7 separate regions of the Mus musculus genome follow, and regions 1, 2, 3, 4, 5 and 7 are each linked to region 6. The links are chromatin loops, found by intact Hi-C in ENCODE. Cell type or tissue: left cerebral cortex. All regions are shown on one strand.

Region 1 (4,000 bases), 770 kb before region 6:
CATCTCAAACTCACAGCAATTGTGACAGCATGCAAGAGACCTGCCTAAGCTCAGTCTAAATGGAATCTCAGTATGGAGGACAGGATATCTGCATGGAATCCCACCCCTGGCAGAGGAGATATTGGTAGCTGAGGAAAGAGGGAGACTCGATTTTCTTTAATGATGTGGCGCCTGGTAGGTTGGCCACACTCCAGCGCAGGCCCTCTTTCCAAGAGCAGTAGGGCGACGTAAACTAGATACGATGGAGAAAAGAATAAGTTAATAAATATAACATCAAGTATTACAATGATACAATTAGTGAATCATTGTAAGTGAATGGAGAACATTGAAGGAAGATGGGGCAAGTACAGAATGAGACCAGAATGTCCAGCTTCGTCCTTCCCATGTGAGCCACGTGTGTTTGAAGAAGGCTGCCAATGAAACAAAGACCATCCTCACTGAGGATTAAGGGAGGAAGAACCTCTGGTCTGGTGCCTTTTGTAAATAGACAACCCATGCCCAAGAACAGCTGCACGAGAACAGTATGTCAGCCTGGCTGTGGTGCTGCACACCTTTAAGGCCAGCACTTGGAAGGCAGAGGCAGGTGGATCGCTGTGAGTTTGAAGCTAACCTGATCTACAGAGAATTCCAGAATAGTCAAGGCTACACAGAGAAGCCCTATCTCAAAAAAGCAAGCAAGCAAACAAACAAAAAACCCAAGCTGTTTTGTCTAGTGTATATTGCCAAAGGGAATAATTAAATAAATTAACTTTATTCAATAATTCAGAATTCCATCAACCTATGCCACCTTCAGTTTTCTTCTTCAGTCTGACTAAATGTGTTCCCTCCAAAGTCTCCCTATGCAACTACCAAAGCATGCAACTGCCACCATAGACGCTAGGATGGATCTCATTGGAGCTAGCCTGGGAACATACCCAGAAAGGACATCTCCTCCTTAACGAGAGGTGACATAGTGCCTGCCATTGTTGTGACAACGTTTTATACTTATTACTTAATTATTTAAAAAGCTATGCAATGTGCATTTCTAGTCTCACCTTACACACCAAGAAGCGGTGGCATAGGGACACATTGCCTCTGGCAGAATGTTCTAGATTTGGGTCCATTGTCTCTGTCTCTCTGAATGTGGAGCTTACTATGCTGGGTAGTCAAAAGACATAGCCACAGCTGGTGTGTCATGGATAGCCCCAATGATAGAGACACAGAGATGTTAACACCAGGGCTCAGAGAAGTGACTCCAACTTGGTAGGGTGGTGAAGGACTTTCTGGAGGAGACGAGCTGGTGTGAAAGTGGAGACTGGCAGTGCCATAGCCTGGGATTCACGTGAGTTATAAATCAGATTGTGCCTCTGGCCTGGCTTCCTTGCTCTTGCCCTGGTGTGCTCTTCCTGGCCACTAGTCTATCACCTCTTGAGTCTTCTCCACGATGGGACCTGCCAATCTCACCCCAGACCTACAGCCTCTACACACCTCTCCTCTACCTTCCCTGAATGTTCTCCCTGCTTTAGTGCAATCCTCCTTGACCATGCTCATGGGCCTCACTTAAACTTGTCCTCTACCAAATTGCCCTACTTATTTTCTTCAAAATACACAATAGTGCCTCAATTGTCCTTCGACCTGTGCCTCTCTGTCTCTCTGACTATTACTTTTCATTAGACTGTCAAGCCCTGTGAGGTTGTTTCTATGCAATGTGTTCACAGTTCAAATTCTACCGTCTAACTTTTGGACCAGCTCCAGGAGAGCTTTGGATGTGTCCTCTGATTATTTGTAGAAGACTTCCTGTAGCAAGTAGGACTGAGATGGAGCCCAACCGAGGGAGATTTAGAGGGAAGATGCTGGTCTTCTCTTCCTCTGAAAGAAAGCAAACATAGGAAGGACTTCATGGCAGGTGTCCCAAGATGCTAGAAGGAAAGAATTTCAAATCAGTAACCAACATGCCTGTTCTGCCTCTTCAACTTGTCATACAGACTGAGAAATTCCCTCTCCCCTCCCTGGAATTGGCTTCATCTGAGAAATAAGTGGGTGGGTCTCTAAACAACTCTTTAGCACTCAGATTATAGAAGGTAAACTTTCAGCATCCTTAAAGGCCTGATACCACACACACACACACACACACACACACAACCCTGTTGCCCTTCAGCCAATCCTTCAGGGACAGTGGGACATCTGCTGAACAGAGCCTCATGGCCATTACAAAGCCAGGGTTCTTACTTCATGGTCCCTGCGAATTGCAACTACTCCATTTGGCCACCAGGGGGCATCACTTACCAAGACACTGCAGTCCTCTAGAAGGTCGTTTGAATGCCCTTGAAGCTTGACGATCTGCAAAAATGTAACTCAGATATTTTGCAAAGGCGGTAGGGTGCTAGCTCCCAGGGGATGAGAAGGAATTCACACATAATCAAATATCAGAGAAAAGTAAAACGTGGGGAGGAAGCTAAGGAAAACCGGGCTCTTCACAGTGTTTGCACCACCCGGCTTGGTGGGGGTGGGGCTAAGCTCTACCTCGGTACTTATTCAGACCTAACGGTCCCCCACACCCCCACCTCTGCCTCCTTGACCCTGCACTACCCAGTGCAACCTCCTCCCACAGCTGTGAACTCCAGGCCAGGAGGATGTTGCAATCTTTGTTTTGAGGGGAAACACACACTCACAAGACAGTTGTTTCTCTGACCCATGGGGTTTGGCCTGTGAGCCCTGCAGCTGTTTCTACAGGAGCTGAAGGCAGACAGGGCTAGAGAGACAAAGTCGGGAGGCCATCTCTTCAGAACCTGGGTCTGTCTCTCACAGATTCATCAAATTGCAATGAATTCTTCATCTGGCCAGGCCTTCAGGAGACAGAGTGGTCCCATTTCCGGTTACCACCCGATTAACAGGCAGACAGAGGTGACTCATAGGTACGGTCAGATGATAGAGGGAGGACAAATGGCCCACCAAGAGGAGGGCAGTATACTCTAATTCTGCTGGGGGCTCAGATTGGTCAGGCTCCTGTAGCTGCATGAGTGGAGGAAAAAGAAATAAAAGGAAAGAATTTGACCCCCTCCTTGGAATGGTGGAGGAGAAAGGTTATTGTAGATAAAAGGGAGAGCAAAGCCAGAGGTAGACACATCTGGGCAAGTCCACAGAGGTAATGACTCTGAGCCTTGTGAGGAGTGGGGGAGGGGAAGGAAAAGGATAGTGAGGGGGAAATGGTTCAGCAGCCAGGAGGCCTAAGGAATGAAAGGGGCAAGAACCAAAATGGCTGGATTATTCAGAGAAGAGCCTCTGGGGGAAGGGCAGCCCAGCCCCTGGAAAATTCAGACTGTAGGGCAGAGTATGCAAGGATACCCTGTAACAGGTAGGGACTGAGGGATGCTGGGAGAAGAATCTGGCTGTGGGGTCGCTTTGATATGTTAAATAAGCACTATTGGCCTTTTGTCCCAGAGTTTGCAGCTTAAGGGGGGTGACACAGGAGCTGAGAACAGAACAGAACAAGGATGTAGAGAACAAAGGCATCTGGCCATTAGAAAAAGCCGGAAGCTCAGGAAGGGGAGAATTTCCATATAACTGGGACTTTGGTGTTAAGAGAAGGGACACCTGGCGCAGAGACAGGGAGGTGCTGAATGGCCAGCAGAGAATCCCTGTGTGGTACTGGAAGGTGGTCCCACATTACCTGAGTGATGGACAGTTGTCATGGTGCTCTAAGTAGGAGAATTGCAGAGCCAATCTTGTGGTGGTGGTACAGAGATGGGTGATAAAGAGATGGGTGGTTTGAAGCTGCTTAGGGGAGGGCCTAAGCCAAACTTACAGGTTGCTGTTCTACGACGGCTTGAAGATGCCTGACCGAGGGCTGTGGCCACAGAACCAGAAGAAGCCTGAGAAGCATTGCTTACCAGCAACGTCAGCCAAGGAAAAGCCAATCCCCTTTCTTGGTCAAAGCATCCTTCTGATAATGCCATGGAAGAGTGACCCTCAGGATGCAATGCATGTGTAAATTAGCCTGTGTTCTCTCCAGCTAACAGAC
Region 2 (4,000 bases), 200 kb after region 6:
GGAGCAACCACCTAATAAGTTGCTTTAAAATTTTCTTTTTTTCTTCCTGGGCTCCCTGGGCTTGGGTATCAGGAAGATTTAGTAGAAGAAATAAGTGTACACTAGAGCTAACTATTTGACAAGATGGGCCACATCTCATTATAGACATGCTGGAGAAAGGCACACAGCTGCATCAATTTTTTTTTTGATGAATCAAAGGAAGCCAGACAGGGCCTTTCCTGGGCTCGGCATCTACAAGAATTTTGATACTTGGACAAAGAACTGTTAGATGGTCCAATATGAGTGTGATGCACATTGAACCCAACATTTTGTGACCACGAAGTCAGAGTCCACAGCCCTTTGAAAAGGATGGGAGGAAGCCTCGCCTGAGAAAATTCCACAGCAGCTGTGTACGAGAGCATCTGCCCACCCATCCAGTCTGAGAGACAGGGGGAAGCAGTGCAGGGAGGAATAGAAACTTTTCATCTGTTTGAGTCCCATGTAGGTCAGTAGGAACAACATGACTGCCAGCTAAATGCCGTGTTGGTTAAGTTTTTAGACACGGGATAAAGGATGACCGGGTCCTTACCCATGCTGCCTTGTCAGGTCATCTTTGTGATCATCGTCCCCAAGGATAAATGAACAGCAAACTGGAGCTCATTCTGAAGCCATGTTCCAACTCACACACAAGCACAGACCGTTCCCATCAGAGCGGGGGTGGGGGGTGGGGGGCATGCTTGTGTATGTGCTGGGTTGCATAGTGACAAACACTAGATGGGGTCAGTCTTGTGTAAAGGGGGATGCAAGCAGTATGAGCCATCCTCTGTGGAATGTAATGTCATCACAGATGACAAGTTCCCATCGTGGGAGGCCTTCAAGTATAAGCAGAACTTACCAGAGCAGGGTGGTTCCTTTAGCATGCAAGGAAGGCTTAATAGATCATTTCACAATAGCTTATATAGACTTCGAACCTGACACATAGTAGGTATGCAGAAATAGTTTTAAATATACTTACAAATGATTGAGCTACTTGGTGAGTTGGCGACTGAGTTGACCAGGAAGCCAAACCTCCTCTGGTGCCTGGAGGGCTTTCGTTTGCCTCTTCACCTCTGTGGCTACCATGAAGATCAAATTAAAGGAAACTTTATGTTGTGAAGTTTTGATGAATGGATACAGCTGTACTTTGAAAGAAAAACAGACAGCGCCGCAAAGAACCCAGATTGTCTCATTCCCAGCCCTACATGCAAGTCTTAGGATGGCTATCATTCTGTTCATAACAGTTCTGACAAGAAAGGGACCCCCAAAGAATTTGGCTCTAACCCTTTCAAGGAAAAGACATGGAAGTCTTCAAAGGCAGATAAAGTAATTTATATTTATACGGAGTCAGAAAATTCTCTCTCTCTCTTTTTTTCTCTCCCTAGTTCCCACAATTTAGATTGTTAAAAGAACCATATTACAAAACAAAACACTCTAAATAAAGAGAGGAAATCAATCTTAGTTCAGACCTTGTTTAAAGAAATCATTTCAAATCCCACACAAGAAAAACATACACAGACCCTGATAAATGCCTGGGAAGCCAGTGTGCCTGGGAAGAGCGTGGAGCCAGAGGGACAGGGCAGAAACACAAGAGTGCTGAGCAGAAACTTGCAACCGCCTTCTGATGCCTTTGGTAGTAGCAGGGCAACCTGGCAGGAGAGCTCAGGTTTTGTCCAGACTAGACAGGCATCCAGGCTCAGTGAGGTTGACAGAGGAGACAAAGCTCTGAAGCTTCCTGGAGTTGGTAACAGGACCCAGAATCAGGAGGTCAAAGGATATGGATTAGAAGCCTTTAGGGAGCCTTGGAAATTTTCTGGAAAAAGAAAAAAGTTAGTGGTGGGAACAATTATAGAGAGACCTGAGGTCATGTTCTTGTTCCCACCTGCGTGAGACCTTGGTCTGTCTGTCTACCTGTCACACAGTTGAGGATCTCAGCCTCTGTGGGGAGAAACATATCCAAGCTTCTGTGTGAGTGAGCGCTCCTGCCAAGAGCCACTGAGACTCTGGATAAGTTAAACCAAAGGGATTTGGGTAGAGGATGCCAGGAGTTTGCATAAGGACAGCAGCTGAGGAAGAAGTAGAGGATTTCTCAGGATCAGGCACAAGCAGGACACGCAGCAGCCTGGTCCTGCCTGGCCTGTCCAACATTGCCAAGCAGGAACTGCAGCCCACCCTTGTGCTTCCCGCTGTGTTGTGACAACAGGGAAGGCCAGCTGATGTTCGTCTATTGGTCTTGGTGTGGATTTCCAACAAGAGCACACACTCGGCAAATCATTTTTCTCTCACAAAAGATAGGAGAGAAAGGAAGGGCTGTTAAATATGGACAGTGATAAAATAACCATCAGATGCTGTCCCGTTAAAGAAGCCAGAGATAATCCATTCGGTCCCTCAGTTCGATATTTTGTTAATCAAATGAACCAACAAGAAAGATAGATGTCCAATAGAAACAACAATTTAGGCTGGATATGGTGGCACCTGCCTTAATCCTCCATTTTGCAGGCAGAGGTGGATGGATTTCTGTAAATTTAAGGGCAACCTGGTCTACAAGATGAGTTACAGGATATCTAGAGCTGTACATAGTGAGACCCCCATCTCTATATAAATAAATAGTAAACTTCTCTCTTTTAGGCTATTGTATTATGGAGTAATTTGTGAAAGCGTGTAATTATATTATTTATTTATTTTTAGTTAGTTAATTGGGGTTTTTTGTCTTTTTTTTTTCTTTTCCTTTTTTATTTTTGGCATAATTTTGCTGCATAGCTCGAGCTGGCCTTGAAGCCATTTTCTCCTGCCTTTGCCTTCTGAGTATGTGAGTATTGTGAGTATGTACACCACCAAGCATAACTGAAAGGCTAATAATTGATTTTCTATTAGACATCTTGGTGTGGTATGTGTGTACTGTGCACAGAAGAGGGACTCAATCAAGTGGGGTGTGTGTGTGTGTGTGTGTGTGTGTGTGTGTATGCAGGGCATGCATGCCATGGTACATGTATGGGAGTCAAAGAACAACCTGGGGTGTCTGTACTCACTTTTCATCTTGTTTGGCGCAGGGACACTATTTTTTGTTCACTACTACATATGGCAGGCTAGCTGGTGTGAGCTTTCAGGGGGCTCTCTTGTCTCTGCCTCCAGCCTCCCAACAGGAACATGGAGGTTACACACACATGCTACTACATGCAGCTTCATGTGGGTTTGGGAGATTAGAATGCAGAGACTCACACTTATACATCAAGTACTTTGCCACTGAGCCATGCCCCCAGCCCCTCCACTGGCAGTTCTTAAACAGAAAACCAAAGAATGTCGCCTTTTACATCTGTGCATCTGGCAAGAATTTGAAAGCTCTGATAACATCAAGTGTTGGTGAAGATGTGGAGCGAGGAGAACTCAATTAGATTGCTGCAAATGCACACAACCACTTTGGAGGACAAGTTGCCAATATCTAACAATGTTGAAAATGGATCTACTCTATGAACCAGATGTCGCATTCCCGAAATACATGTATATATTTAGAGGTCTAGTGAATACACCGAAGCCCACGCACAGGCATGGGTGACTCACAGACAGCTTAGAGCCTCTGTGTATCCTTGCAGGATCTTTCTGCAAAGGCATCCAGTTGCACAAATAGTCACAGATAAGCAGGGATGTTTATTTTCTAGGGTTTTTTTTTTTTTTGAGTGGGGTGGACAAAATGGAATGCATCTGTCCTTTAGATTTTCCATGACTTTAGAAAAATGTTCTAACTCTCACTAACAGACTGGGACATTATTGTAGTTACAGTGTGCACGTGGTCAAGAGTATCGCACAGGTTTGCATTCACATGTGTGTGGTGGCCAGAAGGAAATCTTGGATGTCATGCCTCAAGAGCTATTCACTTTTAGAAGCATTTTTGTAGATTATTTTATGTGAGGGTTTTGCCTGAATGTACATCTGTTGTACCACATGTGTGTGATGACCATGGAAGTAAGAAAGGGGCATAGGATCTCTT
Region 3 (4,000 bases), 520 kb before region 6:
TTGGGAATAATTTGGCCTTGGGTCTAGCTCCCAAATATCAAATATCCCAGCAAGTATCCCATGGCTCTGGCATCTTTAACATCTTGGGGTCCCCACATCAACTTTCAACTTCACAGCTTCTTGTTTCAATGTCTGAGATCCACACAGACTGAATGTCTAAGGGGATCATTACTTCAACAAGATTTCTGGAAAGCCATCACATAGGCTCTCCTGGAATGGCAGTAGGATATATAGGGCACAGACTAAACACAGCCCAGGGTCTCAAGAGCATACAATGTATGAGACACAGGACCTGAATCTGGTAAAGGACAGATTGATATAGGCTGAATCACAGAGGATACTAGGGATAAGAAATAAGCCCTCTTTGTTTGCTGAAATGGAGGGGCACATTCAGAGATTAGGACAATCATCGAAGTCTATACAAATGACTGGCCCAGCATGTTCCAAAGTGGCCTGGCTACAAGGTACAGCAGGGTTAAGACACAGCTGTGTTAGTTAGAGGAGGGGAAGTCAACTTGTGCAACCCTAGTTCTTGGCAGCCACAGGGATATTGTCAGTATACTATAGAAAAGAGGCTTCAGGGAAGCCCAAGATGCAGAGAACCAGTGGGGCACTGTCTATTGGGAGAGGGGAGGGACAGAGAGTGGCTCTGGGCAGGGGAGGGGCTGGGGGAGAGACCACCACAAAAGCCACATGGCCACAGGGTTTCTGTAGCTCTTTGTGCTAAGACCACCTGAGCATGTTTCACTATCCTCTAGTGTGCATATCACCTCTCTCAAAAGAACTAGTTTAATTTATTTATTATTACTGTGGGTGTGTGCTCATGTGCATGGGTGTGCATGATGTGGGAGCAAGAGTGGGTATCATACTGGCCCCTTCACATACCTGTGGAGGTTGTCAGACAACTTTGTGGCTTCAGTTCTCTCTTTCCACCTTTATGTGGGTTCTGGGAATTGACAGAAGTAGTGGGGCTTGCCGAGCCATCTCTGTTCTCCCATGAGTATCTCGTCAGGGCTGAGTCATCTGTCTCCAGCATCCTGGACTCCCAGGGAGTTCCCACTGTATTTTTTTCTGATGGCAGAGGGCTCTCAAGGAAGCACCCTTCCCTGCATCCTGGTTTGCAACTGATGTCACGTGGGAAAAAAATCTGTTTTATTAAACTTGTGTAAACTGTCTGTACATGAACCTACTCAGCTATTTTTCAAATTTGTGGTCTTGGTAAATGTCATAGAAGGCAATGTTAACACAATTCCAGGCATACCCATTTATAGTTGGTAAGACCAAAGTGGTTGCTCTCCCACCCCCCAGCACACACATACACAGAGAGAGAAAGACACACACACACACACACACACACACACACACACACACACACACACACACATACACACACACACACCACATTTCCAGACCATTCCAGAATCTCCCTAAGTAGTTTCCCACCCAGACTCAGAGGGGCTCAGCCCGAGCAAATGATGACGTCACTCTTGGCTACCCTGGGACTCAACTCTGAGAAAATATCTATGGCTCTTTCTGCCTCGATTTTCTCAGCTGTAAAATGGAGATAATAACCCTGGCCATGAGCCTCAAAGCCAGAGTCTAAAGGGAGCTGCCTTTGCCTGGAGGGTGATGGAGCCCTGCCTTTGTGGGCAGGATAATTTGGCAAGTTTATGGAGCAGGCTCTTTTCTCAGACATCCTTTCTTCTTGATCTTGACCAGTGACTCATCTCTTCTGATTCACATGCTCAGGCAGGGTTTTACTGCACTGTTCTTTCTCTTGGTTGGCTTGCCCTTCCCTGCAAGCAGGACCAAGGAAGGCCTTGTGGACAGTTCCTAACGTTAAGTGACACAGTTAGGTCTCTTGGGGTCACTTGATCTGGCCAAGGTCACACAGGAAGTAGAGGCCAAATGCACAGATTGAACACTTGGTTCTGCCCTTTGTCCTGTCATAATTTGTATTAAAATCTTTAAGCCAACCCTCCAAAGCCTCAGTTTCTCTCCTTGTTTGTTAGCGACCATTAAAAGATGGAATTTGATTGGAGATAGAACGCCATCTCAATAGAGAGAGAGAGCCAAGAGGGTGGGCTTGTTGCCACTTCCTCTCTAACCACAAAACCTAAAGGGGGGTCTGGGGAAGGCTGAGGTGTCAGCTTGCCCGCTGCTTTCTGGGCTTCACCCAGTTACCCCTAGATGGTGCTAGTGCACTGAGCAGCGCCCCGGCACGCCCTGCGTAGCTGCTCCGGCTTCTGAGCTGCTGCAGACGCCAAGGCGGCGGCAGGGCAGGGACAAAGGAAGCCGCAGGGCGCGGTGACCCCACGGCTCACGGGGACCCATGTAACGCAGAGCTGTGGATCACAGCAGAGGGGACCCCTGAGCCATCGGAAGGGGAGGAGATGGAGCTGAGCTCTTTAGCAAGTGGGTCCAATAGGCTACAGCAAGGACCGTCTCCTTCCTACTGGGCCCAGATCGGCTTTCACTCTGGTGATTTGCGGATCCATAGACGTGGGCTATAGAAATTATAAGATCAGTGGCTATTGTGAGAGTCTGTGGGCAGCAGCAAAGTTCATTCACTGCCATCAGTCTTCCCGTCTGTGAAATGGGAATGGAGCCTCCCACTCGCCCCCTCCACTCTTCCACTGAGTGAGCGCTTTGCACCCCCCTTTGAAGGCAAGCTGCTGCCCACCCACGAGTGCTGAGCTCAGAGATCTCCTTGAGGAACTAAATTCAGGCTTTCTCTGGAGGAAGCTCAGGGCAGACACCAAAGGTAAGCAGACATGTGCTTCAAAGCAGATGGATAAAGGAAACTCCACTGGGAAGCTGTTTTTCATGGTACCTTGGTAAAGGCGCGGCCACCTCACATGTGGTAATGACTTCCAAATGAGCAATGAACACCAGTAGCTAAGCATGGGAGGCTTTTCCTACAGTCCGTTCTTCACTTCAAGCTTGTCCATGGGCATCTTCAGCTCCTCGCCCTCACGTGAGGCAAAGTCATAGATGATGGTTATAAGAACAGTTCGGAGTTTGATAGATTCGAACTTTGTTCTATCCCCTCGCAACAGGTTGGCCTTTGGTGGGCTATCTATCCTCTAGTTTCTATTCTCCCATCTGTAAAGGTGGAGATTAAAGTTTGCATTTACATTCCAGAGTCTGGCTAAATGCTGGAGCCAGCGAGCTATTAGGAGTTCAGCAAAAGGATCCTTGTCAGCCTGTTGGATCATCTTGTTACAGAGTCTTAGAGTTGCCTCCTTAGCTTTGGGGTAGAGCCTGGCAGGCACCAAGGGGCACTAGACTACGTAGTCCCTGATGTCACCTCTACCTCTCTCACAGTCTTTCCTTTCTGGTAACTTCCAGTCCATAAGAGTGTGTGTAATATGTGACTAAGGGTCCAGACTACTTAAAATCGTCCAGACTGTATTCCATTTGCTAGATGTGTGATCAGGATGAGTTGCCTGCGTTGCGGTGACTTTATCTGTAAACTTTGGTCAGAGCACCACTATGTGGTGTCACAGGTAAAACCAAGCATGTTAACATGAAAGAAGTTATTTTTTTCTGTCACAAAATCCTCCAGTGTACTTTTAGAGGAGCACAGGACTCTCTTCTAACCATTCCAAAAGACCAAGGCTGAGAGTCATTCTAGCAACTCCAAGAGTTGGTTGTTGAAGACCCCTGAGATAAACTATAGAGGGGCAAGAGATGAGAGTCTCCAAACCCTATTCAATTGGCCACTCAAGTCACATGACACACAGAATTCAGGAGGAGGCTGGGAAATAGTCTTAGCTATGTGCCCAGAGAGAAGAGCTGGATGACAGGATTCAGTCACCCCTCTCACAACACCAACGTCAGGAGGTTGTTTGGAGAATGAAGATAGTCTAATGGTTCATGAGACACTTAAGAACAACCCGCGCCGCAATAGCTACTCTTTGTTAATATCTGCTGTTATTTTTATTGTTATTATTCTCTCTTGTAAGTGTTCTAAAGATGTAAGCTGGGAATCTCACTT
Region 4 (4,000 bases), 620 kb before region 6:
CTGTGCACTGGCTGATTTTGTGTATCTACTTGTCACAAGCTGGAGTCATCAGAGAGGAAGGCACCTCAGTTGAAGGAGTGCCTCCATAAGATCCAGATGTAGGGAATTTTCTCAATTAGTGAACCAGAAGGGAGGGTCCAGTCCATCATGGGCAGTGTCATCCCTGGGCTGGTGGTCTGGGGTCAGTAAGAAAGCCGGCTGAGAAAGCCATGTGGAGCAAGCGAATCAGCAGCTCCCTTCCATGGCCTCAGCATCAGCCCTTGCTTCAAGGTTCCTGCCCTGCCTGAGTTCCTGTCCTGGTTTCCTTCCATTGATGATGAAGCGTGAGGCAAAGTGTAAGCCGAATAAACTCTTTTTCTCCACAGCTTGCTTTTTGGTCATAGTGTTTTGTCACAGAGTAGAAACCCTGACTAGGACAGCGTGAGACACTGGTAATTGAGAGAAAGAATTGAACACATGACCTGTCTCAAAAGCAGAGTTCTGGGATCTGTTGGCTTGAGTGCGGAGTATAGGATCTGTGGGATCTGTTGGCTTGGGTGTGGGGTATGAGATGCATCAAAGTCAGGTCAGCATCAGCGCCTTCTACAGAGCATCTGGAAGCTCACCCAGTTGCCATCTACTGAGCTAGGGAAGACTTCAAGGGCTGGTTCCAAGGTAAGAAATGGAGCCTTTCTTTATGGACGGGTTAAGTTTAGGTTCCCTGGGAGAATCTAAGCATCGCCTCAGTGTGTGGACTTTAGGGGACGAGGACACAGTGAGTTACAAGCTGGGGTGTCATCAGAGATCTCATTTAGAGTCCTCATAGATACCCCCTGTAAAGAGAAATCATCCCCATTAGTCAGGTCAGAATTCAGACGGAGATGCCAGACTTAAGGGAGACGCCAGTCTTAAGGGAGATGCCAGACTTAAGGGAGATGCCAGTTGTGGCAACGGCCACTCAATGCTTGGCAGCAGTGAAGTCATCAGTTACTCAGAGTGAAGTGCAGACCAGGAAAGGTTAAGTGAATGTTAATGAAATGCATTGATTAAGACTGTCGAACTAGAAAAAGGCTGCTCTGCTGTTTCCTGCAGGGCCTTCCTGGATCCGAATACTACTCCAAGGTGGGGCATCACCAACGGCTGGTGAAGCAGTGTGTCCAGGGACATGTACAGAGCTGTCCACACCAACACATAACACACAATGATGCCATGTCTAAAATAGAGATGGCAATAGTGTTAGAGAATCTAGACACCAGGAGTTAAGGTCTCTGTTCTGATCAAAACATGATGGCATTACCAGTAGGCATTGTATTTGCCTCTTCTGACTCCATATCAGTGATGTGGCCATTTCTATCCTATTGAAAGCAAGCAGAGAAGACCCTTTGTATCACCCTCACCACGTGTCAGGCAGGTACTCGATATTTAGTATTTGATCTCAGAGCAGCTAAATGAGTGGCATGAATTCAGATTATAAAACAATATTTGAAGGATTATATGACCTATCAAAAGTGCTGAAGCTAGTACCGGTTGTAGTTGCAGGGTTCCTATTTCCCAAAGTTCACACCCACCCAGCTTTTACAGCAAAGGGCAAAAAAGAAATTGAGGTCCTGAGCATCCTTCAGGTTCAAGTCTCAGCATCCCTGGCCTGCAGTTCCAGATATGGCCAGCAGAGGGAGCCGTGCACCGGGCTTCTGGGGCTTACTGCCCGAAGCCATATTGAATGAGCAATGTCTGCTGTGCGGACTCTGTGAGATCTAAATGTCTCCTTGGCAGGAAATTCGCAAGGAGCAGGACGGGGTTGTGCAAACAGCCTTACAATGTCCGTTTGTGTGTGAGCACATGGCTTCTCCCACTTCGCCCACAATGCTCTGTTTTGGGGGAGGATAATGGGCCTCTGTGGACCCCTCCGCCTTGTCATGCAAAGGGAGTGACCTGTGTTTGTCATAAATGGGCTCTTGTATGATTAATAGCTCTGTGAATGAGCCCAACGCAGCCGTTCAGCGCCCGCCTTCCCCTGGCGGTGGTCTGCGTCGGCTTTCTTCCCACCGCGAAAGCAGCTCCTGCAGATTTTAACTGAAAGGAAAAGGACTTGCTCCCCCTGTGGCTGCAGTCCTACAGATGCAAAGCAGGGGGCACACACAACTAGAGTTTGCTTTGGGGATGAACAGGGGTCCAAAGACAACCTTGGACCCTTGACCAACATTCTCTTATGTGTGTCAAAACTGAAAGGGAACACTTTGTTTTTTATGGACAAGGAAAACCCAAGAATCTAGAGTAGAATGGCACCCCCCTCCCTCCTCCCCGTAGGCTCCAAAACTCGAAGTATTTCCAGAAAGTGATTACCCTTTGTTTTAGGATGTTTGTTTGTTTGCTTGCTTGTTTGATCTGACCTCCCCTGACTCCGCTACCCTCACAGAGCTTGGTTTTTGGTGGTGGCGGCGGTAATGTGCGTGTGCGTGCGTGCGTGCGTGCGTGCGTGCGTGTGTGCGTGTGTGCGTGCGTGCGTGCGTGTGTGTGTGTGTGTGTGTGTGTGTGTGTGTGTGTGTGTGTGTGTGTGTGTGTGCATGTGCGCGTGCGTAACCTGGCTGTCCTGAAACTCACTCTGTAAACCAGACTAACGTCCAACTCAGAGATCCTCCTGCCTCTGTTTCCCCAGTGCTGCGATAAAAGGCCTGGCTTTTCCCACTCTTTCTTAACAGTGACTGTTGGGTTTGTTTGTAATGAATGCCATTGCCTTTATTTTCAGAGGCTACATAGCTAGTATATCTGATCCATTTCAGAGCATGCCAGTAAAGCGCTTGTCTGTCTGGACCCATGCATGATGCACGGGTGCAGACAGGGTGTTACTGAAATGAAGAACTCGCTGCAAATGCATAGGAAACAGCCTCTTTAAAATGCAAAGCAAGAAAGATTGCTAATTCTGCCTGGGGCTGGGGCTGGGGGTGGGAGTAGGGGTCTTTGAGGGTGTTTTGGCTGCTAAGTTAGGCCCCTCACAGGCTGAGGGGATAGGGTGCCAGTGGCAAAGAAAGCACAGAGAAAAAGAAGCAAGAAGGAGGCAGAATCGTGTGCCAGGTTCATATTTCTATGAGCTCTTCTGGGTTGGAAATTTAGAAGGAAGCTTTGGACCAAGTTTATGGGCTTTTAGGACACCACAGTATCTTGAAATATTTGTGCTGAAATAGCCATTGTTGAGCCCTGCTGATTCCTGACCCTGCTTGCATCCTGGGGTCTCACTCAGGAAGTAGCCCCAGGTCCCATACACACAGCTGCCAGCTCAGCTCCCAACCCCCTTCCCTCTCCTGGGCTTGCCCTGCCCGGTCTGCACAGCTTGCTTAGGGCTCATGCCAGGGTTTTTAACCTTAAAACATTAGTTTTGTTTGTGGGAAAGAGGGTTTCAAATCAATGTGATTATTCCTTTCAGGGGCAAAGACCCTTTTTCGATTCTAAATTCTCAAATGAGATTTCAGTACTTTGGGGATTCTACATTCTTCAAACTCAATGGAGCGCTAATGTTTCTGGGACTGTAGTATTTGCAATGAATGGCTTTTGAAAATGTTTTGATGCTTCTGCAATGTTTCGGGTCTCAGAGACCCTTTCCTATGGTACTACCTTTCCCTGCACGGTTGCTGCTTAGCTCATGTTGCGCCTCCTGACAGGAAGCTAGAAACCCCAAGAAAAGATTGGGGGTGAGGTGGGGGACATGGATGTAAAGTGTGAAGACCTAGGTCTGATCCTCACATACTAGTGAAGAAGACAGATGGGGTGGTGCATGCTTGTGACCCAGTGTGAGGCCAAGATAGGTGGATTCTGGGGCAGGCTGGCCAGCCAACCCAGCCTATTGGCAAGCTCCAGGTCAGAGACCTTGTGTCATATAACAAGGTGATGGAGCCTGAGAAATATGGTACTGGTTCCCACATTTACATACACACACACACTCACACTCACACAGAGAGAGAGAGAGAGAGAAACAGACACTCACACACACGTGCACACACACACACACAGACAGACAGACACTCAC
Region 5 (4,000 bases), 160 kb before region 6:
CCACTGGCCTAGAAGAATTACTCTTAACCTTAAAAAAACTAGTGCATGTCACATACATATCATTGAGTTCAGACAGGTTCAGAACAAAATGAAAAGCTATTTCCTCTCTGCCCAATCGAACCTCAAAACTGTCAGCAGAACAAAGGCGATCAAGATCACCCCACCTACTACCACATCTTACAGATTTATGAGTGAACAAGCAAACACCGTGACTCAGGAGGGGCTGTCTCAAAGTCCATCTTGTTGGTGACAGTGAAATTAGAACCAGGGTCCCCAGGCTTTCAGTTTAGAGACTTTTCATTACCTCCAATGTCAGATTTTCCAAAGGAGCCTCAATTTAAATCACAGCAGAATTAAAACAAAGAAAGCAGCAACTGAGCCACAAAAGAAAGCTAAAATAAATCAGTAAATAACCCCAAAGAGAAGTATAATAAGCAAAACAAAAATAGAGAAACTCACGACCTTGGGGCTTCATTCCGAATTCCCATGAGCTGCAAATGAAAAGTCCTTAAATAAAGACCTACTTTCCACTGAGTTGAGCTTTAAAATAAAAGAAAATCTGTCACTGTCTTCCTTTGTTTTCCATCTATTTATTTATTCATTCATTCACCAAGCGTGTTCTAAACACTTGCACTGTGCCAGATTTCAGTAGACACTGAGGACGTTGACACAGTCACTGCCTGGGGAAACTGAGCTTGACCCGTACCTGCAGAGCTGAGACACAACACAAAATATAGGAGGGTCTAGCTATGTGCTCTGAGGATGGGGACGGGGACAGGAGGGGACACAAAAGTAACTGAGATGTGTCTACAGATGTGTCTACTATCTATTGTCTCTCATCAGATATAAGCAGGAGAGAGAAGATTGGGAAAGGTGAGGGAGGCAACTGGAAACATTTGCACCCTAGATGAGCACTGCTTTCCTCCCACCCAGTTCTGTGACTACGGAGTCAAGCTATCCACAAGGGAGATGCTGTACAGTGGAAAGGCAAAGGTGGAGGAGCCATGATAAGGCCAACTTTCCCCCTGGTCACTCACCCACTTCCAGGCTCAAGGCGTTTCAACCCAAGCTCCCACTGAGGAAACAAGGCCATCTACTCCGAATGACAGAGTAGATGCCACTCACAGGCATCTCCTATCCAGACCGTGTCAGCACTGGGGAGGCAGCTGTCCCTGACACAACAACTCTGTTGCACATGCTAGGCATATGAAGAAAACTCGGGATGGTGGGGAGGATTTACATCACCCAGTAGAAGCTGTCCGTGGATTCAAACACTTCTAAGGAGGATTAAAAGAATGACAAAGGCATATGACCGAAAATGTCTTAAGACATTTATAAACAGGGCTCAAATTTTCATTTTTCTGGTTTTTTTTTTTCCTTTTTCAACAAGAGTTTCAACTTCAGAGCCAGACACTCCAGTGCAATTTTTGTGAATTTTGTTGTTTTAAATCTACTCAATGTTTGTTGCCTGTTTGACCTTGGAAGGTATCCTGTGATTAGCCGGGCGTGGTGATGCTCACCTCTATTCCCTGAACTCAAGAGGCTGAGGGAGAATTTCAGGTCTAACCAATATGAAATTTGTTGGAGATTTTACTAGATATTTTTTAATTAATCAGTTAATGTAATGTGTACAAGTGTTTTTGTCTGCATGTATCTGTGTACCATGTGCGCACCTGATACCCTCAAAGGCCAGAAGAGGGCATCAGATCTCCTAGGATTAAAGTTGCAGATGGGTGTGCGCCAGCATGTAGGTACTGGAAATTGAACCCTGGTTCTCTGAAAGAGGGGCCAATGCTCTTAAATACTGAGCTATCTTTCCAGCCCCTGAAACATGCTTTAGTAGAGACATTAAGCGCAAGGATTAGGAGGAAGAGAGACACTCAGAAAGAACATAAGTCATGACCAAGTGTGACTGCAGGCTTCTCAAGGGAAAACTGCAGTGAATTATTTTAGCATTATTCATATACATTTTGGAAGCATCTTCTCCTTTCTCTCTCTTTTGATTGGTGAGACAGACAGACTATTCAGTGGGTCTGGAGAGGCCTTGAACAGGACAAAGTAAAACCAGGAGCCACTAGGTTGCACAAGCAGTTTTAATATGTACCTGTATCCAGGGTTTCTGGTGAGATTCCTAGGAAACTCCAGACTTAACAGCTGGGTCAGGAGAAAGCCCTTAAGCGATTGTTAATTGCACTGAAACTCTACCTTCTCTATGGAAAGAGGCTTAAATTAGTCTCCAAGATGAAGGGTTCCTTTTCCTTCTCATGGTCCTCCAAGTGTCTTTGTGTTTCTATCCTGTCTTAGAGAAAGACACCCCCACCCCATCCCACCCCAGAGTAGGGATGCTATGACTTACTTTAGAGAAGAGATGGAGAATTCTGCAAGCAAGGCGAGTGGGGATCAGAAAGTCTTCCTGCTTCTCTAATTTCCTCACATGCTAAGGTGACGTATGTGTTTTGGGGTAGCATGTTCTGAACCCCACCACTATTGTCTGAAATGAAGAATATGGAGGAAAACTTCCAGAGTTTGAATTATCTCTTAATTCTCTTATGACCTTTGCAAGTTTCTTTGTTGTGTCCCTGTTCCCTCTAGAGTAAAATGTAGGTAGTGCCCTCCAAGAATTAGTAGGAATGCTGAGGTGACGTGTCGACACAGAGCCTGGTGCACAGTAGGCTCTTCTGTGTTAGCTGCAGGCACTGTTGATGGCTCCTGACACCCATTGCCTCATCCAAGCCAGGTGCTGCGGTGCCAGCTAGGATCTAGAGATGAGCTGAAGGTGCCCCAGGGTCTCTCCGTGGTCCAGTAGACAAGATGGTGCTGATACAGATAATCACATGCTGTGACAGGCTCCTAGGAACAAGGAAACCCAGTCCCACCAACAATATCTCAGAGCAGGTGACTTCTGAGGAAACTTTGAGAGTAAACCGGTCCAAGCAGGTATAAAGGTGAAAGGGCAATCAGTCTCCAGTGCGGAGCAGAGGAGAGACAGGGAGAAGAGTGGGACACTTTGGAGCTGCCAATGGCTCCAAGGCTGCAGAGGGGAATAAGGCCTGAGCCTGAATCAGCTCAGGAAATCTGGACTTGAGCTTTATCCTGAGAGTGCAGACTGACACTTCGGTGATTTCAAACTCACCGCCAGATCTGAGAACTTGGATTCATTCCCAAGAGCAGAGTGTTCTCGAGGGTCCTTGAGTCCCTCTGAAGCCATTTGATTCTCCCCAGATTGTAAATTCCCTGGGAGATAAATTTTAAATTTGCTGTTGTGGCTCCCCTGGGACATCACAAAGAGGGGTCGGGTGGCAAGAGAGAGCATCAAGGTAAGCGCACCAGAGAAGCCACAAGCCCTTCCTCACTTGGGCTACGTGCAATGCTCAGGGGGAAAAGAGCTCACAAAATACAAATGATATTTCAAACGTTGGTGTCATGTGCCTTTAATCCCAGCAGAGGCAGGGAGATCTCTGTGAGTTCAAATGCAGCCTGGTCTAGAGTGAATTATAAGGTAGCCAGGGTGACACAGAAAAAAAAAATCTCGAAACACACACACACACACACTTATGTGGGAGAAGTAGGTGCTGTATCAACCACACACATAAAGGATCCTAAGCCTCTTGGTCCAGCACTTTTGTGTGCCTTACCCTGTCTCATTAACCCACTCTCATTCTCGGGAGAGCCTTTCTCTTTCCCAGTAAACTATCTCTATTTGTGTTGTTGCATGTTCCTGTATAACTCTTTGACCTGGGAGACTGGAGTCTTCAGATTTCAGTGGGTGCTTTCCAAACTCTGATCCACATTGAGAACAGCAGGACACGATGCTTAAGACAATCCTTTTCTTCTCTTCTCCATCTCAAAGGCCTTGTCGCCTGGCAACCTCTCAGCTTAGTGGTCTCTCACAAATAGGTCCCAGAAAGCACGATTTAACAAAACATATCAGCTTTGTATCTCTCGATTCTACATGTTCACATGAAAACAATTTTTTTAAGTGCAGGTGATGTCAAGGCTA
Region 6 (4,000 bases):
GCAGCTCAAACTTCTTCCAGATGTCCTCCCCCGGTGGGGTCGAGTCGGGACCGCCGAAGTAGAAGTCATCTTCGTCCGGGTAGAAGCAGGGCTGCAGTGAGTCAAACTCGAGGTCTGGGTTCTTGCAGATCATCCCCGGCATGGTGGACGCGGTGCAGCTGGGCATGGGTTCGCCTCTCTTTTAATATCTCCGCTCTTTTTAATATGGGGGAGTGCTTCCTTCCCGTGGAGAGCAGCAGAGTCGCGCCAACCTCCAACTCTACAACCAATAGGCAAACCAAGAGAGAATGAGCCAAAGGGGTGGGTTGGTGGGGACAGGCAGTGGGAGCCCCCAATCTCTTCTGCAAGCTCCCCACAGCTCTGGAAGGTGGGAGAAAGTTGAGCGTCTCCCCTACTCCCTCCTTTTGTGTACAAGCTGTCTAAGACTGGGAGTGGGAGGGGGCTTGCAGATGCAGGGGGTGGTGTGGCTCTCTGCAACTTTGGAAACTGCCGTTTCATTCACACAAGGCACTGCCTGGGGGAGGGGGGCTGTTCAAGCTGCAGATCTCAGCTCTTACTAGCGCGACTACCCCACTTGCACTAGTTGCTTAAAGGAAGTCCTTGCTCTCTAGCCCAGCTACCAGGCATGGGATTGAAGTACCTTTCATTCCCCTTTTGCAGAAATGCGATCACGGGAGCGCAAACGCTAACGGGGTTCAGGAAACTTTATTAATTATTAAGGGCCTTTCTCCAGTCAGACCAACAACAGGCAATTACATACAACCCTCTCCACCTAGACCTAGAGCCTCAATCTTGGCAGATACCCTTGGTACTCATCGCTGCCTATACCTATACCCTTTCCATTCCCCTTCCTTCAGAGACCTCAACCTCTTCAACAGGCGGGGGGAAAGGCTGAACCCCATCCCTAGGAATGGTGCAGGGTCGCCGGCGAGAATCGCGTCTCCTAAGCCGGAGCAGCCGTGACCTACATTATCACTCAGGCACCTAGCTTCGCCTAACCCCTTTTCCTTCTTTCCCCGCGGCACCTTTTGGAGAACCCCAGCTTGGGGTGGGGACGCACCGGTTCCCAGTCACCTCACACTCAGACAAATCTTGTGGAGCCGGGCGAATTTCTTTTCGCTAAAGCTATTTCTCTGCCTGGGCCAGGGCTGTAAAAGGGATTAGGGCGGGTCTCTTCCAGCCAGGGTGCCTTCGGGTGCTGAATAGGCTTTTCAGGAAAAAAAAAAAAACAAAAAACCCAGATGGTTTTGTTTCGGAAGCAGACGCGGTGTGTTGCCCCCTTACCCCCTCCCCCAGAAAAGCCCGGCATATTTGGGTGCAGGGTGCGGAGCCGCGTCCAGGGGCTTGCCTAGCCGCAGCGCTCCGCCGTTCCCCGGGCGCTCGAAGCTTCGCAAGTACCGCTTCTTACCTCCCGCAGACTGCCGGGGATCCGGAGGCGACTCGGGGCTGGGGTCTCCGGGTGGGCTGAGGGAGCGGCGGCGGGAGGGGGTTGTCCTCCGGCGGCTGCAGTGTGTGCGCGCTTACGCCTGGCTAGCGCTCGTTCGGCTCCAACCCAGTTCCCAGGAGCCCCCCGCATCCACCCAGCGCGTCCAGACAGATGACTGTCACTGGCTGCGCTTTGAAGCTCGGGGGATATTATTAACTGAAAAAATCTGACACACCCGGGGGGCGGGGAGAGAAGGGGGCTGTGGCGCAGACGAGGGGGAGGGAGAAAGGCAGAGGCAAGAGGCTTTTCCCCGCCCTCTTGATTTCCATAAAAATCAGGGGAGGCGCCAAAGCCTTTCGCGCCAAAAGCCATTTGCTTTTCTCTTTTTTTCCGACTCTCTCTCTCTCTCTCTCTCTCTCTCCCTTCCCTCCTCCCCTCTTCTCCTCTCCCCCTCCTCCCCTCCTCTCCTCTCCCCCTCCGTCCCTCCCTCTCTCCCCCTCCCCCCTCTCGTTTTTCAGACTGCAAGCAGCAAAGCTGGGAAACCCGAGGAGTGCTTCCCCCTCCCTTTTGGACCCCCTGGCTTGCACCCGCTGCACTCCGTGTTTTTTTTTTTTTAAAGGTCGCTGGGTGTGTTCTGGGAATGGGAAAAGAGGTTTCTAGCCCAGTCCCTGCGTGGACTGCGCGCGAGTGTATGTTTGTGTGAAAGATGAGCTCCAGGCTAAAGTGGAACAAGGCCTGGTCGAGGGGCTGTTCGTGTGTGATCTCGAAGGAAGGCGACACAGGAGTGCAAAATGGGAGGCCGAGGACGCGCCCACGTAGAAACAGACCGCAGGAGGTTTCTAGTTTCAAATTGAAAGGAAGGGGCGCCCCCCTTGTTTGAAAATAAATAAGTGCGGGCTACGAGGGTGGCGCCTTACCGCTTTCTTCGGCCGAAGGCGACACCTCGCGGAGACCAAGCAGAAAGCGGAGCCGCACCGCCCAGCCTCGGAGCCCGAGTGGGGCCACCCCCGCGAGACAATTAGCGAATCCTTGCTACCGCGGAAGGGATTGTGAAACGCGTGGAGGGACGTCCCCTGAAGTCGCGCCCACCGTTCCCAACAAAAGCCTTTCCGAAGCCAGGGTTGAATTACGGACCGCTGCTTTCCTTGCCCAAATCACTGACTGCTCTGTATACCTCGAGTTCCTACGGATGGTGACATCAAGGAAAGCCATCATTAATTTGGCCTCTTTGTGTCCCATTTGCCTCACTTACGAGCTGGCGTGAACAGAGAGAGCGCGACATCTTATTTAGACTAGAGCAGGGTGCGTGTATTCTTTCCTCACAGCCGTGGGCACATTTCCCTCCCTCCCCATCCCACAGCGTCTCACTTCTGTCTAGGCAAGCATGCTAAAAGGTTTGTTTCCTAAATGTGGGGCTAAAAATAAATGCTCTTGCCCCACAAAACTTTCCAGGAGTAACCTGGGTCCCTGGGTGAAGCCCTTTTTCAACACACATTCTCAGTAGGGTGGGATTTATCCTTAAACCCTTAAGCTTGTTTGTGGGGAAGCGTCTCCATTTCCCTCTAAATTGAAAATGACACCCCTCATTCACCTCCAGCGAGGAAGAAGAGAATGCCTAGAGAGTCAAGGTCAAAATGTGTATTAGCATGTGTGAAAGTCTTCCCATCTGTCCCCGAATGCCTACATAATTCTGGGGACTGCGGCAGGTTCTAGGAAGTAGCCGTGAATGAGGGTGAGCCACCCTTCCAAGGCCTTTCTTATTGGGCTCACATATGTAAAACCCATTACCTTTGCAAAAGCCTTTAACACCCTCATTTTCACACCCCTGGCCTCTTCCAAACCGAGACCTCCCGCTGAATTCTCCCTCAAGATGCTGGCTCTCTGAAAACTTTGCCTCAGATTGTAATTATACATACACAGCAGGGGCTGTATGGTAAGTGTTCCTGGATGCCGCTGGAGGTAGGCTCCATTGAAAGGAACCCTTTTAGACAGCCAGATCTGGCAGGTTAGTTTTGTTTATTAGTGGCACAGTGGGGGAGAGATAGGTGTGGCTCCCAGAACCTTTTCTTTTTGTTGTTGCTTTGGGGGGGGGGGGAGGAGAGGTGTTTCTGTTTGTTTTTTGAGCCGAGGTCTCATATAGTCCAAGATGACCTTGAACTCTATTTTTATTGAGGAGGATGACCTTGAATTGATCCTCTTGCCATTACCCAAACTCTGGGACTACAGGTCTGTGCCACCACATCTGGCTTCTAGAATCTTCCTCAGAACTTCAGCAGCGGACACGTAAAGGACACTTTGACCAGCCTACTAGAACTCCCTCAAGCAGCAGGGGACTGGGAAAGTCGGCTAAGATGGCCTGGTTAGTTATGGATAAAGTTCTCTCTCCACACCTGTGCTCTTCACTCTGCTAAAAGATAAGATGTTTCAGAAAAGAGGGGACAGAGAGAAGGTGACCTGGTTACTTGCTCTATATGCCTCTGAGCAAATCGTTTATCTTCCTTGGACCTTAATCTCTAATCTCCGGCTCTTAATGCAAACCAGCAATTACTGAAATTACCAGCAAGTCTGAATCTG
Region 7 (4,000 bases), 260 kb before region 6:
TGAAGATGAGGCCAAGCTGGCCAATAGAGACTGTTGGGAACCACACTACCCCCAGGAGTACAGATTCTCTTTGCCTTGCAAGTACTCTGCAGCCCGGCAAACTGCTGTGGTCCAGAGAGGTACAATGAGTTCTAATAGCTATGTGGCTGAATGAGTTTAGGAGAGGTCGGCTAGCGGAGAGCTCGACTCTATGAAAGGTCTCCAGCTTCCTTTGCTTTGGGACTCCATTTCAGCAAGGTCTCTAGGCTGCTTGTTCCCAGGGCCTCCTGGGAATTCTCGAGTCCACCAGAGCCCTTGCCTGCTGTCCTAGGCCAACAGAGATAGAATGCCTCCACGAGAAAAGCACTTGGGCTCCATCTCTCTGTCTGGAGCGACCGAGTCCCTCTGTTTCACCCTTGCAGCCTTACCTCACCCCCACCCCCATTGTTTGAAGGAGACGGTCGATGACTTTTTCTTATGGTAGAATGAGGTCACAGAGTGATGCTAACCTGCCTCACAAGCTATGCTTGCTCTCCTATTGATTTAAAACGTCACCAATGCCATGGTCGAGAACAGCCTAACAGGACAATTAGAATTTCCTTCTTAAATTGTAGTTGCTGCTGCTGCTGCTGCTAGTGTGTGTGTGTGTGTGTGTGTGTGTGTGTATACAAGGGTGTGTGGAGCACACACACAACGAATGTGTGCCTCCTTCCACCCTTATATGGGTCCCAGGAATGGAACTTGGGTCATCAAGCAAGTGTGGCAAGCACCTTTATCTTCTGAGCCATTTTATTGGCCCCAGGATTCTTTTTTCATCCTTACAGTCCTATTAACAATCCAACACTGTTGAAGCTCTGAAAGAGTCAATGGCACCCAGTGTCGTCAATCCAGGAGCATCATATGAGTGGTCTCCAAAGTCAGTGCTTCTCAGCACACCTCCAGTAGGTGTCTGTCTACACTGGTCATGCACGATATGGCTTCTGGACCTGTATCTAACTCCTTCCCTTTGTTTATATGTTAAGGACAATTTCTTCAGATAAAGAAATCCATCTGAAATTCATAAATACCAAGCAGTACATGATGCATAAGAACAGTCACCAGCAATCTGTTAAAGCCACTGAATTCCGTGTGCATTTGCATGTATGTATGCGCATGTTCATGTGGATTCAGGCACACTTGTGTACATACCTGTTTATGCGTATATATGCAAATGGAGCTGGAGGTTAAAGGGCAATCTTCAGGTGCTCTCTACATTTTTTTTAAATGGCAGATAGTTTAGCATTCTGCAACTTGCTGAGGGGGTGGGCTAAGAAGTCCCAGAAACCCACCTGCCTCCTCCCTAACACTGAGATTCCAAGTGTGCACAACCACACCCAGCTTGTTTTTAATGTGAGTTCTGGGAATCATGTCCTTGTGCTCCCAAGGTAAGCGCTTATTGATGAGCTATCTCCCAAGCCCCTCGACTGAGTTCTTAAGGGACCACCGAATGGCTAACTCAAAAGCAATAATTGTGCCCAAAGACGTAAACTCTGACCCAGAAGACAACGCTTCTCAATGTTATCAAGAAATCTCCGTTGCACAGACAAGTACTGAAGAGATCCGGCTTGGCTCAGCAATAGCATTTGTCACCAAGGAGTGTATCCTCCTTTCTGCCTATCAGAAAATGCCTGCAACCTCACCTCCAAGCACAGGCATAGGCAAGCACACATACACACGCACACGCCCCCACTCACACATACACACACTGTGGAAGCTAGCCGGCAGCCCAGCCCACTTGATCTCTCTTCAAACCCAGAGAGCCCTTGCTGACTCCACAAACCCTGGTCTACACCCCGGCTGTAGGCGGCTCTTGACTGGCAGAGCTGCAAGCCAGGGTATCTTTGTAGGGAACAACACCCTGCCAGGCTAGACTGTAACCTGCTGATGCGGTGTAACCTCACCAGCACTGTGGAGATGCCACATCTGGAGTCTTTCCCGGGATTTTCACTCGAGTTCCGTTCAATAGCTACCCTGTCTTTGGTGTGTTAGCACGTTGATGAGGCTGGCACTCTGTTCAGACATTCAGCCTATCTCTTTCCCCAGGGCTGCGTGACTCCCGTGACTCCTCCCCCAGACACAAACCTCCTTTCAGCCGCGCTGAGACTCTAAGCCCTCTCCCCTTCAGCTAAGAGCCATTGTATCAGCTGTGATTTATGTACAGGCCTTTGTTGGACTCCTGGTTTTGACAGTCTCTGTGTTGTCGAATGGTAATAATTACGGGGCCTTTCATCCTTTATTTACGGGATTGCTCTGGGGGAGAGAGGCCTGGCAATGGGGTGGGGGAGTGCGGGGGGGGGGTGCCGGGGGGTGCCGGGGGGTGCCGGGGGGAGAGGCTCTTTTTCTGAACCTCGATACAGAACCAAAGGAGTAGGGGTGCTTTGGAAGTTATAAATAGCAGCTCAGAGAATAAAGAAGTCACCTCTGCAGGCTAAGGGAGCTTACAGAGGACAAAGGACTCCGAGAGCTGGGAACACTGTGCTGCTTGGAGACTGACAGGGCTAAATCGGGCGTTTCCAGGGTCCTGCCCCTTGTTTTCAAGCAGCAGAGTTTCATCTGAACTCAGGTCTCTGACTGAGGTGACAGGGATGTAGCTTCATTTCACTCAGCCTGCGAGGAAGCCTCCTCTCTGCCTGTGGGGATGTCCTTCCCTACCTCCACAAGCCCTTCTCAGATAGGTCTAGAGCTTTCTGAAGCTCCCGTATTACCCAGGGCTCACTTGTGAGTAGCCTAGGTCACATGGATGCTTCTGGACAATAGGAGTGGACAGAAGGATGCTGGGACTGGAGGCCAGGTGCTCAATGGCGATTAATGCTCAAAAAGACACAGCAGAGGAAAATGCTAGACCAGCAATGAACTTGAATGTGCGAAATTAACCTTAAAGTCCTGAGCCGCTAAGATTTCTGGGTTTATCTGTTCCTGGAGCACAGTCACTTATCTGATCAGCTTTGTAGCTGTCCAGCTTGGGCATAGAGATACCAGGGGCCATCCACTACCCTCAGAGTGTTCTCAGTCTGAGGGAGGAGGCAATATCAGGATAAATATGAGGGATGGCCACAGTGGAGGACTAGCACTGTGTGAACACAGAGAAGGTTATCTTGCCAGATCTGTGGTACCAGGAGTGCTCCCTGGAGTCAAGTGTCTTGTGAGGGATCTCGGAAAGCAGGTCTCAGGCAGTGGAGCAGACATAGCCGTGGGGACTTGGGGCAGGGAAATAACAGAGGACTGGCATGGACAAGAGTGGTGGTGCTGTCATGGACAACACTGCCAGGAACTCCAAGACAACCTAGTGCTGACTCACTGAGAGCCCCTGGACCTGGGGAAAGGAACAATTAGTACAGCTGGTTTTCGTGGGCGCTGCCAACGACTGGGGAGGATGTGGACAAGAACATGGATGTGGATCATACGGAGAATAAGGATGTGGGGATGGGGAAGCACAAGAAGACAGAGCACAGATAGGATGTGGCTGTCAGACTGGATGTGGTCCAGGGGGGATGAGAATCACAGGGAAGGATGCGGCCCATGGGGAGGATGCAGATCAGAGGCAGAACAAGGATCAATCAATGATGCTTACAGTGTATACAGGTAAAGCACAGACCTGTGGATCTCAGAGAGGGACGAGCAGCACATGTAAGTGCTTGGTTATCAGTTGCCACTGGCTTCAGGGAGCTGAACTTTTTGCTCCTTCAACTTCTGAAGGCCAGAGACCTTATCCAGGAAGACAAATGATAAAAGATACCACACATACCTGAGCATCATAGACTGCAGCTTTCTTACCTTATCTCCCATCTGAGTACTAACTAAGACCCACCTTGCTGAGCTTCCAAGAGTGGGTGTGTTCAGGATGGATTGCCAGCTTTTTCTCTTTCTCCTTGTTCTAAGGAATTCTGAGTGACTTCAACACACACAAAGACCTAACCCTACCCGTAGCCATGTGAACTTTGAGCCACCTTATTTTTGAATAGCCAAGTTCCTGAATGACTTT

What was found. A loop is a pair of places that touch in the nucleus more often than their neighbours do. Peaks named below come from ENCODE experiments on the same cell type or tissue, not always from the same donor. Only the 100,000 strongest peaks of a DNase experiment are listed, where the experiment ranks them.
Region 1: a loop joins it to region 6, with 4 times the contacts of the local background. A loop is called at or near these places in 8 of 42 quality-filtered maps.
Region 2: it touches region 6 in a loop (8-fold over the local background); 11 of 42 quality-filtered maps call a loop at or near these places.
Region 3: a loop joins it to region 6, with 6 times the contacts of the local background. A loop is called at or near these places in 30 of 42 quality-filtered maps.
Region 4: a loop joins it to region 6, with 10 times the contacts of the local background. A loop is called at or near these places in 15 of 42 quality-filtered maps.
Region 5: it touches region 6 in a loop (5-fold over the local background); 25 of 42 quality-filtered maps call a loop at or near these places.
Region 7: a loop joins it to region 6, with 2.2 times the contacts of the local background. A loop is called at or near these places in 6 of 42 quality-filtered maps.

The regions. Positions count from the first base shown.
Region 1 is chr12:12,174,188-12,178,187 of GRCm38, forward strand. No RefSeq gene overlaps it. Among named protein-coding and RNA genes, the nearest start is that of Gm34348, 28 kb to the left of the region's middle. In left cerebral cortex, a CTCF peak has its summit at 2,254 (motif pointing right); DNase peaks (open chromatin) are centred at 1,777 and 2,298; H3K27ac peaks cover 1,071 bases.
Region 2 is chr12:13,137,346-13,141,345 of GRCm38, forward strand. No RefSeq gene overlaps it. Among named protein-coding and RNA genes, the nearest start is that of Gm38686, 13 kb to the right of the region's middle. In left cerebral cortex, no CTCF peak of the experiment used is centred here; DNase peaks (open chromatin) are centred at 2,065, 3,519 and 3,895; H3K27ac peaks cover 212 bases.
Region 3 is chr12:12,418,804-12,422,803 of GRCm38, forward strand. It overlaps Gm34489 (a long non-coding RNA gene), which reads left to right and starts at 2,238. Exons shown (of 3, transcript XR_381260.2): 1 at 2,238-2,764. In left cerebral cortex, a CTCF peak has its summit at 2,189; DNase peaks (open chromatin) are centred at 1,012, 1,747, 2,223 and 2,656; H3K4me3 peaks cover 411 bases; H3K27ac peaks cover 318 bases.
Region 4 is chr12:12,322,064-12,326,063 of GRCm38, forward strand. The region is part of intron 2 of Cyria (CYFIP related Rac1 interactor A); the gene reads left to right. Among named protein-coding and RNA genes, the nearest start is that of Gm34407, 35 kb to the left of the region's middle. In left cerebral cortex, CTCF peaks have their summits at 1,641 (motif pointing right) and 1,861; DNase peaks (open chromatin) are centred at 23 and 1,663; H3K4me3 peaks cover 390 bases; H3K27ac peaks cover 1,158 bases.
Region 5 is chr12:12,780,036-12,784,035 of GRCm38, forward strand. No RefSeq gene overlaps it. Among named protein-coding and RNA genes, the nearest start is that of Gm35104, 16 kb to the left of the region's middle. In left cerebral cortex, a CTCF peak has its summit at 1,673 (motif pointing right); no DNase peak of the experiment used is centred here; H3K27ac peaks cover 211 bases.
Region 6 is chr12:12,940,228-12,944,227 of GRCm38, forward strand. It overlaps Mycn (v-myc avian myelocytomatosis viral related oncogene, neuroblastoma derived), which reads right to left and starts at 1,609. Exons shown (of 3, transcript NM_008709.3): 1 at 1,409-1,609; 2 at 1-259. The coding sequence starts at 166. RefSeq lists an enhancer at 2,380-2,408. In left cerebral cortex, a CTCF peak has its summit at 2,358; DNase peaks (open chromatin) are centred at 52, 289, 506, 1,064 and 4 more places; H3K4me3 peaks cover 2,621 bases; H3K27ac peaks cover 2,000 bases.
Region 7 is chr12:12,678,743-12,682,742 of GRCm38, forward strand. No RefSeq gene overlaps it. Among named protein-coding and RNA genes, the nearest start is that of Gm34637, 11 kb to the left of the region's middle. In left cerebral cortex, no CTCF peak of the experiment used is centred here; DNase peaks (open chromatin) are centred at 1,829, 1,995, 2,718 and 3,046; H3K4me3 peaks cover 1,057 bases; H3K27ac peaks cover 1,096 bases.